Linked DNA regions of Homo sapiens: region 1 is linked to region 2. The links are chromatin loops, found by intact Hi-C in ENCODE. Cell type or tissue: heart left ventricle. All regions are shown on one strand. Links, peaks and the distances in the headings refer to the core of each region. The heading gives the core; the rest is flanking DNA. Region 1 has its middle 360 kb from the start of SQOR. Region 2 overlaps LOC105370802 (a long non-coding RNA gene).

The links. Hi-C counts contacts between places; a loop is a spot of excess contacts. Peaks named below come from ENCODE experiments on the same cell type or tissue, not always from the same donor. Only the 100,000 strongest peaks of a DNase experiment are listed, where the experiment ranks them.
Region 1: it touches region 2 in a loop (3-fold over the local background); 4 of 110 quality-filtered maps call a loop at or near these places.

What each region holds. Positions count from the first base shown.
Region 1 is chr15:45,989,794-45,995,180 of GRCh38, reverse strand. No RefSeq gene overlaps it. Among named protein-coding and RNA genes, the nearest start is that of SQOR, 360 kb to the right of the region's middle. In heart left ventricle, for the core only: no CTCF peak of the experiment used is centred there; no DNase peak of the experiment used is centred there.
Region 2 is chr15:45,915,006-45,920,392 of GRCh38, reverse strand. All of the region lies in intron 2 of LOC105370802 (a long non-coding RNA gene), which reads right to left. Among named protein-coding and RNA genes, the nearest start is that of SQOR, 280 kb to the right of the region's middle. RefSeq lists an enhancer at 1-832. In heart left ventricle, for the core only: no CTCF peak of the experiment used is centred there; no DNase peak of the experiment used is centred there; H3K27ac peaks cover 1,307 bases.

The DNA of each region.
Region 1 (5,387 bases), core at 170-5,169, 75 kb before region 2:
GTCAGATGAGAAATAGTGAGTACTTCAGCCATAGCAGTGGCAGTGGGAATGGAAAGAGGAGGAAATGTTTGGAAATGAATTTAAGAAAATCAACAGAACTGGCAACCAAAACAATAATAGTGATGAAGAAAAGAGTCCAAAGGAACTCCCAGGTCTCTAACTTGAGTGTTAGACTGGATACCATGATCTAGTTTAGGAAACAGAGGAGAAGCCCTCATCCTGTTCCCTGAATGTATGTTAAGTTATAGGCACATCATATTTGAGATAGCTGTCTGTATAGCAAGCTGAGTTTCCCAGGAAGTTGATTCTGGGGTGGAGATTAGCATATGGAAGGCTTATTAGAGAGTGCACTTGGAATCAACTCACGGTGAAGGGAAGAGAAAGTAGCATAATTGAGCAGAGGAGGAAGGTGGGCATCGATGCAATCTCAAGGAAGCCTCAGCCAGCCCTATGACAAGTACCAAAAATGGAATTACCCTCAGAGTTGTACCCACTTTTGTGGGGCACTTATACCCCTATATTGAGCATTCATTGGAAGGAGGCTGACCCAAAAAAGGGACGTGACATTGAGTGAGATAACTCTTCAGCCAACACAATCCCTAAAGATGGCTGACAGCTGTCAATACTCTCATAGCTGGAGTCATGGGTATTGTATTCCAAAACAGGAATGTGGACAACGCATGGCAGCATCTGCCACAGGCAGTGTTATCAGATGTGTCCAGTTGGTATTTGATGCATAGATCTAGTGCAAAGAAAAATCAGCTGGCAACACATTTGGAGAGTTCTCAGTTTAAAAGAGTGTCAGTAAGTAACTTGGGCAGATGGTATAGAACAGAGTTCTTTCTGGAACACTCCAAATATGATTACTCTGTGGTAAATAATGGTAACTTTCCTTGCTTAGAAAAAGGGCAAATAATGTCATTATAACACCATATAGTGGGTTATAGATTATCTGTTGACAATAAAACATAGGGAAATGTAATTTAATTGCTTCATTTCAAAGGTGGATAAGTAAAATAGTAGAAATGTTATGAAGAGCATAAACATATATAGTAGGAATAATGTTTTTCTCTTGGTGTGTATATGAGAATCATAACAAAAGAAATTACCCAATTTTTCTGTCAACTTCCTTTTCATATTAGATAAGGTCTATAAAAGTGTGATTAAAGAAAATATGGTTTTTAATACTCATGACAAGTATAGCAATTTGGAACAAAAATGTGAAATGTTTATCTAATAAATGCTATGTTCCACATGATGAAAAACTAAAAGTTAAAAAAAAGGCAAAAATACTAACAAGTATAAATAGTATTTCCCAAGGACAACCTAGCCAAGGGTATAAAAAAAAGAACTGAGATCACTCTAACTAGTAAAACAGTTTCCCCTGGTACTTATCATCCTCTGATCTTCCCAGGGTCATTGACACTTCTTTCTGAAAATCTCTGCAAAGGAAGTATAATACAATGGGCCAAAGTGCTGATTTGGGAGTTAGACTGCCTCCTTTTCCACTTGCTAGACCTGATCAAGCTATGTGCAAGTCTCTCAACTTCTCTGTATCTCAGTTTTCTTATCTATAAAATGAGGTTAATAAAAAAAACACCTGCTTCTCAGTGATACTGCAAAATGCTTACTGGCATATAGTAATCTTTCAAAAAGTTGTTATTATAAGTCATTGCTATTATTTGGCTGGAAAGACCTGTGCAAAGCTACATGGGTGCCTTCCTTTTGCACTCAGAGCTTGTCAGAAAAAACAGTCATTGGCAGACCTCCTACCAGGGAAACAGGGCTAAAGTCCTCAAGATGCCAAAACCACTTCTGTTAATGTCTGATGCTGGTGAACAATTAAATTTCATTGTGCCAAGAAGTAAATATGAATTCCACATCTTAACTTCCCTATGTGGCAATAACCGAAACAGAGACAACCTAATAAAGCACCAGTTTTCCCTTTTCGCTCAACTCAGGCATCATAAATTGTGGTAACTCTGACTAGGAGGCTCCCCTGTGAGAGTCTCCATCTCAAAGGTTCAGTGGGTTTCATACAGTCATCCACATTCAACACCAACTGGCTTGCAGCTGCAAAGCAGCCTTGTGCGTGTGAAATATATCTTACAGCCTTAGTGTGCTAAGTCACAGGTATTTTATTCTGTGAAAGAAGAAATCACAAATGACCAAAGATCTTGATGCTTCCCTTTCAGGAGGTTCTTCCTGACATCAACATCTACTAGTTTTTAAACTAAACTATATGTCAATATGTCCATACCTGCATCTGGAGGAGGGAAGACAGAGATGGTGCCCAGGCATTCCTAAGCAGCACATCCCTGCCTACTACCTTTGGATCCCCTAGAAAGCCCATTGCTTACAGGGATGGTCTTTTCCAACTTACAAAACATACTTTCCACCCTCTTGTATCCACAGAGATTTTCTTTCTCCCAACTTTGTTTCACACTCTCAAATCCAAGTCACAGACACCCTCCACCTACCCTATGACTGAAGAGGAGTTGTTCAATCCTCCCTTCAGTGAGTCTTCCTTAGCGGCCTTCCTCACTTCCTCTGGCAAGTACAGTCCTGGAAGACCTTCCCTCACACAGCTCTCCAAGTATTCCAGAAGTGCCTGAATCAGAAAGTCAGTCCAATATAGGCACATTCTGTTTTCCTGATTCAAAAGAAAAGAATCAGGAAACTGTTATAGGGGGTTAGGGGGACATGAGATTATAAAATAAATGGAAGCAGGAACAGAAATGAACTTGGCAAGATTTCTTCAATGGTGGTGTGAGAAACTCTGCAGAGCTTTTCTCAGAAAAACTATTAATGATGAAAATTATTAAGAAAATTAAAATTTCTAAAAATTTCCAGAATACAGCAAGTGTATGAATGTTTATTCAAGAAAATCCATTAAATCTCTATAAAATGATGACAGTCTGTCACGTTTCAATTATGACAGGCTCCTTTACCCTTCCCCCTGCCCTCAGCTCTGTGCTATGAAAGCTCTACTCTGGATGTACACAGCCAAGAAAAAGATCCCTCTCCCTTCCCCAGCTCCCAGACTTCTTCTACCTAGCCTTCACTTATAGGGTAGAAGTCTACTCTGGGTGTGGCAGGAAGAGAATGCTAGCTCTGATTAGCCTTGCATCAGTGGACCTTTCATACAGGAAGAGGTAAACCAGGAAGACCAGGAGCTACTGCTCTTACCATCGACCTGCTTGCAGAGGAGGGCTATCACTCTTCGAGAAGCAGGCTACAGTCCCTGCCCCCAGAAGTAATGACACAGAATTTCTACCATGGGGGAGAAGCAGGCAACAGCAACAGAGAGCTCAAAAGTTTTCCCTAAGGGAATTGGTTTTAATTTGAACAGAACAGGGAATTTCAAGCAAAGGATAATGTCAAAAAATGGAGATTTGGGACCAGATATGGTGGCTCAGACCTGTAATCCCAGCACTTTGGGAGGCTGAGGCAGGTGGATCAACTGAGGTCACGAGTTCAAGGCCAGCCTGACCAACATGATGAAACCCTGTCTCTACTAAAAATACAAAACTAGCCAGGCATGGTGGTACCTGCCTGTAATCCCAGCTACTCAGGAGGCTGAGGCAGGAGAATCACCTGAACCTGGGAGGCAGAGGTTGCAGTGAGCCGAGATCATGCCATTGCACTCCAGCCTGGGCAATAGCAAAACTCTATCTCAAAAAAAAAATAAAATAAATGATGAGCAATTAATAAGTGATGAGCAATTAATCAACTAGTGAATTGGTGGGTAGCTCTGTGATAGCAACAAGCAAAATCATAGACCAAATCATTTAGCAGAGAGAATCAGATAAAGATACAGCTAAAAAGAGATCTCCTGAGGGGGAAACAAGCCTCAAAGACTACCTCTGCAAAGTGGCCAAGAATTGGCTCAGACTGTGGAACAATTTATGTTTTAGGATATTCTTGAAAACATTAGAGCAATCAGTAACTACTAGACGCTAACAACTGGGTGTGAAACCAATAGAGGCAAACCAGATAAAAGCTTAACAGGGAGATCAGAGAAAGAGACACTCAGAGAGTGGCTAAAACCTATGTCATCCTTGGAGTGGGAGGTAAGGGGGTCAGAGCAACTATGCACATTCCCAAGGTTGTACCTTTTAAGAAGCAACATTGGAGGCTACACAGTTTGGAGGAAATAAACTTCATTAAGATAATCCAGACAAAGTCACTAAAGAAATTAACAAGCAAAAAAGCAAATAACAATTAGCCCCAGAGAAGTAGTAGGAAAATAAGTATCCAGAGTTGCTTTCAATCAAAATATCAAGCTTTCAACCAGAATTTATGAGAAATACAAAGTACGAAGAAAGTGTGACCCACACAAGAAAAAAAGGGCAACAGAAATAGCCTTTGAAAGAGCCCATATGCCAGATTTAGCAAACAAAGACTTAGAGGCAGCTATTATAAATACATTCAAAGAACTAAAGGCCGGGCGCAGTGCCTCAGGCCCATAATCCCAGCACTTTGGGAGGCCGAGAGGGGCGGATCACCGAAGGTCAGGAGTTTTGAGACCAGCCTGGCCAATATACGGAAACCCGTCTCTACTAAAAATACAAAAATTAGCTGAGCATGGTGGTACACACCTGTAATCTCAGCTAATGGAGAGACTGAAGCAGGATAATCACTTGAACCTGGGAGGTGGAGGCTGCAGTGAGCTGAGATCACACCACTGCACTCCAGCCTGGGCAACACAGTGAGACTATGTCTCAAAAAAAAAAAAAAAAACCCAAAACAACAAAACAACAACAACAACAACAACAAACTAAGGAATATAATGCTCCAAGAAGTAAAGGAGTATACAATAATGTCTCATCATAAAGGATATCAAAAGAGATAGAAATTATTTTAAAAGAACCAAATGGACATTGTTTTAGTTGAAACATACAACAACCTAAATACAATAACCTCAAGTATATAGAAATTAACTATATACTTGAGATGTCAGAAAAAACATCAGTGAACTTTAAGTGATGAATTAAGATTATGCACTCTGAAGAACAGGAAAAAAAAGGCAAAAAATGAACAAAGCCTCAGAGAAATGTGGGACACCTCTAAATATACCCACATGAAAGTAGTGGGAACTCCAGGGGGAGAGGACAGACAGAAATGTGCAGAAAAGTATTTTAAGAAATAATAGCTTAAGATTTCCCAAACTTGATTAAACACATTTATCTATACATGCCAGATGCTCAGTGAAATCCAAATTACATAAATGCAAATATAAAATAGATGCATCAGAGTAAAAATGTTAAAATGCCAAAAGAAAATCTTGAGAATGAAAAAGAACTTTTCACATACAAGGGAAACTCAATAAAAAATGTCAACTGACTTATCAGAAAAAAAAAAAAAAAAAAAAAAAGGAGACCAGA
Region 2 (5,387 bases), core at 304-5,303:
TACCACCATCCCTACTCACTTTCTCTTTAAAATATTCACTAACTAAAATCATTCAATTGGATAGAAATGCATTTTGTCCTGTTCTTTATTGTAAAAAACAAAAGTAAAAAAAAACTTTTAAAAAAAGAAAACTAAAAGAAGTGCCTTTCTGTTTATATGGCTCTTGTCTAATTTCCTAACCATCACCCACAACTCCATTTTGTGGTAGTATTTTTCTTCATTCCACACAGTGATATAAAATGTCGGTGTTGATGAGTCATTTTTCCTCTTCAACTTGTTAACTTCTACAGAGTTCTTATCATGCCAAGCATTCCTTCACAAAATAAAGTCCACAACAGATGACTCATATACCTCTTATTAGAAAGAAAACATCAAAAGGATGAATAAATAAATAAATAAAGCAAGTAAGCAACCATAATCCACTACCTGCTTAGTGTTAAGAGGACTTCTCAAGCGTCAGAACAGCTTTACGAAACTCACTGCTGAATCAGCCTTGGAGGGAGAGGTGTGGCCGCCCAGCCCAGCTGATGCATGGGAGCGGGCTGTACTGGGCTTTTCAAGAGCGGAGAGAGGAGGAGAAACATCCCTATTTTTTTACTATTAGTATTCTTAGAGATTTGCTTATTTTACTTACATGTGAAAAAAAAAATTAACCATAGGTCTCAAGAGAGAGACAAAAGGGAATACACATTATACTCTAATCCTGGCACTCCACCATCATCCAGAGCAATACAAGCTATGGAAGACAAGGACGAGCGGAACACAGATCCAAAGACTCGCGAGTCATGCAAAGACAGAGGGAGATTTTCTCCAGTTTCTTGAATTATTTCTGTTTTAAAATATTCAGTAGCAAGACTCATAGCAGAGTATCCCTTGCCAGCTACGCCACAACTCTATCAAATGGTCTTCTGGTCTTCCAGGAATTGATTTTGATCTGCTCAGTAATGCTTAGACCCACATAAAGAAAATAAAACTAATGTAGGCCCCATGGAAACTTCAGGGAACATCCCCCAGGCATTTATTACACCAACAGTGCAGGTGCACAGTGGCATAGCAAGAAGCTCTGAGACCACAAGCAAAATATCAGATAGGCTTTTTTAATTTTAAAAATAAATAGACCCCTAGCTTTGTGCACTAAAGGGGTTTGTTGAGTAGTATTTACACCTGTGGAGAGAGCAGAAGGTGTCAGCCGAGAGAATCAGCGTTTTTCTCTAACTCTAACTTGATTTCCATTATTTTTGCAGTGTCCTCATGCAGGCCAGAGACCCCAGGGTGTTTTATTCAAGCTGTGCAAACAATACCAGGAAACAGGCAACTCTAAAAAAATGTACTGAACTTAAAATGGGGGAAGTGCCTGTTCTGGCTCTCTTGAGCTCCTTCATTTGAGAGGAAACTCCCACAGTGTGGACAATGCACTGGCCTTGGGCCCTGGAGCCCTGGCCTCTGGCTGGGTGGCCTTGGACAAGTCACCCAAACTCTCTGATTCTCTCCTTCTGTAAGATAAGCATGGTACCACTTCAGACAGAGACTGGTGTAAGGATCAGATGGGAAGGTAAGTAGAAGCATTCTAAACAGAGTGAGAATAGGAAATATTATAGAGATTTTAGATGTTCCTTGTAATTTAAGTAGTTCAAGTGAAGTTGGTAGAATGGGGAGAGTAGTTTTCAGATGCTCCATCAATGTCTAAACCCCAAAGCTTGAATCTTGAGGACAGATGTAGCTACACCAATATGCTTGGTTTTCTTCTTTACTTCTTCCTGCCCTTTTAATCCATCCTCTTCTATTCTGGAATTCCAATCCTTTATAGTGCCCCACATTTCCTTCCCAGCCCTATACGTTCTTATTAGTTAATACTGCAGTGTGTAGGCCAATTTCATGATGTTCTGATAATTATGATGTAGTGGATTAGCCTGAGCTGGCTGTAAGAAGCTGTTACCTGTTGAATTCTGCAGGAAGCAGACTTCTTAATGAGAATTCATGGACAGGAAGGTTGTTAGTGCATATTCTTGGAAAAAGAAAGGAAAAAAAGCCAGACTGGGTGAAAGGAGAAGTTTGGCTGTAATGTAGTTTCAATGAAGGCCTCCATGAACCCTATGGAAAGTTTTTTTTTTTGTATGGGGGCTCTTCAGTGCTGTCCATGCTTTCAAATCCCCATAAACATCAGTCATCAGATGTAGGCAGCCCTCACAAGGGGCATGGCCTTCAGTTAAGGCAATAAGAAGCTGACAACTGAAGTCTTTCTTCCATCAGAACTCTCAGTAGCTGGGGGAATAGATCCTCCAATTCTGATATGAGATCTGAGTAGTGCATTTCAATAGTCTTCCCCAGAAGCCACCAAGCCACCATGAGTGCATCCACCCTTCGCTGAGAGGTTGATCTGACCCTTTGCTCTTCCAGGTGAAGGAGACTCATGACTATGTCATGGCATCAGACAGCATTTGAAGCAGAAGGCTCAAGCTAAGTGACCAGGAAAGACCAGGCAGAGACAAGTCTAGGAAGTTCTCACTATCTGAAATGAGTAGAAAGTTTATGAACCAGAAGAACAAAGTCAGAAGGATTACCTAGGTTTCAGGAACCAAGACTGCCAAGGTGTAAAGCACCAGGTGTAAAGCACAGGAGGAAGGCCCAGGACCAGCATCAGGAAGTGAACCCAGAGGGCAGAGGCAAGTTCTTCCCTCACTGTTGGGGACCAGCTGAGTGCCAGGCCCCCAGCTCCTCTTCTCCAAACCTTCCTGCTGTCAGAAACATAAAGGGCACGCAGATATTCATTTAACAAATTCTTCATATGAATTTTTAGAGCAGAATAATGGTTAATCTCTGTTGGATAATGTGCTTCCCCTCATCAAGATGAAAGCTGAATAGGCCATTGTGATTTTCCTCCTCAGCCTTGGATTCTGGTAATTTTCAAGTTAATTTCATTGTTGATTTTCAACAACCATCTTGTCACAGAAACCTGGTAGAATTTTCCTTCTCTCTTTTCTCTGCCTCTTTGTATCCTTATTTCTCACACTTCCTAATGTAACAGGGTTTTTTTTAATCCTTTAACTATCTGAAATCCCTAACTGGGCATGCCTAATAGGCATCCCTATTTTATAACTAGTGGCCTCTTGCCTGATCCTAGTCACAACTCTGAACAGGGAATGTAAACTGCACCTACTGGGGAGATGCATAACCATGAGCTGAGAATTTCTAGTCAAGGATGAGGACTAAGGTTGTATTTACTCTTCTTAATTTCCTGAAATTATTAGATACAATCCAAAAGAATAAAAAATGAAGAAAACTGCATCTAAAATGAAAAATAGAAAATGGCTACAATTCCCAACCCCAGGCTGTGAAGAATACTGTCAAAAGATAGTAAACCTTAGACCCAAACCAGAGATAGTGAAAAACAATTCATACCTCCTTGAGTCTTAATAAGAATGCAGATTTCTTTGAAAATAAGTGGGAGGGACCCATGGGTCCCAGCTTTACCTAGAACGATGAGAAGGAGGACCATGAGGCCATTTGAGGTGGAGGCCATCCTGGAGAAGAGGGGAAGGGTAGAGGAGTCTTGTTACACACGGATGAACAGAGGGAGAACAAGGACTGAAGAAGTACTGTTTTCACCTTTGCTTTTTCCGAGTAAGACTCCTATGCTGAAAACAGCCTGAGATGAGGCAAGGAGGAAAAAAGACCAGAAATAGCAACTAGCTTTGAACTTGCTTACAACATCCAACTAAGCAAAATAAATTAGTACAGAATCATCAAATAGAAGACCTATGAGCCATGGAACTATGCTGCAAATTCACATGGATCCTCTGGCTGGCAATCTGCTTACCTGGAGAGGGAGAGAAGGAAAAGATTACCCCCAAAATTAGAACGATAATTCTAACAGTGATGCTATGATATATATGAAATAGAAGACAATAAAACTACTACCCAAATTTTAAAAACCATTAAAAGCAGCAAGAAAGAAAAAATATATATCTGAAATGCAATGATGTGTACTTTTTGAGACAATTAGGCAAAATGGGGGAAAAAGGACAAAAGAAGATGACAAAGAGAAGATTAGAGATGTGGAAGATGAAAGCAGTTACCTAATATAGAATTGTTATTTTTCGATAAGAGAATGGAATAAATAAGCCCTGAAAAAAGTTCAAAATACAATAAAAGTTGGCAGAGATAAAAGAAAGCCCTAAATCTGCAGTCGCAAAAAAACACACTATGAATTAAGAAAATTTGCAGAAAAAAATAAATCCACTATCTACACGGAAAAAGTAGTCACTTACAAGAGGATAAGGGTCATCAGGTTACTACATTCATTCTCAAGAGGGATGATATTGCCTTCAAGGGGACAAAAATTTATTATTGGGGGAATGAAAATAATATTAGATATTATAATAGTTTGTGGCCTTCTAGAGGACCATAATATATAAATAAATATAGAGCATATCTGTAATATTAAAGGATCTTTGGGTAAGGAGCAATGATGAAAATAGAAACACTGTGTTAGCATGATACATCCACAGAATATTCAATTCCAGGGCAATGTTTACAGAGTCTTCGGAAGACATAACCGTACCCCAACAATTTCAGGCCAACCAATTATCAGCCATAAATACGGTCCTTAGACATGCATATGCAGTCAGGACCTAACAACCATAAGCCCTCATGAGAAAAACGGATACAGAATGAGCCCCAGCCAGCCAAAAGATGACCCAAAGTAAAGAACCAGAAATGGGGAAGCTTTGATATTTAAGGACTGGCGGTGAACAATGGAGCCATTAGAATTTTACAACATTTAATATGTTTTGTAAACTTTGACATTGTGAAAATAAAGAAATTAAAAAGCAAGGTAGTGAGATATGGGTGATGGATGAACAAGGGCATTTATTTCCCTGTATTTCATAGCAAGGAGTCAATAGAGCTAGCCTTAAAAAATATTTACAGTCATAACAGTGACCCCCAGAGGAACTAAAAACCAGATTACAAATCTCTCAAAATGTCAGTAGAAGGGGAGCAACAGAACCAAAATAAAGAAGACATAAACCATATAACCAAAGATGGGAGATTGAAGATGGAAAACTATGGAAGCATTAGAAAGAGAAAACCCCTAAGATGACAGGATTGAAACACACGTTATGAATGTAATATGTATGTTACATGTGTATGTGTAAATACAATAAATTCATCAAAAATTATCAAATTGGATTGAATAAACAAAAACTAGCTGTATGCTTTATATTATTCAAATAGTCATTCATAAAGGTTATAGGTAAAATTATTCATATTACTATTCTTTTTTGCACTTATTTACGTCTTTGCCAGACAGAATTCAAGGCAAAAAATATATTAAACAAGGCCAAAGCACAGTTTATCATCACAAAAACATTCAATCTAGTGATATC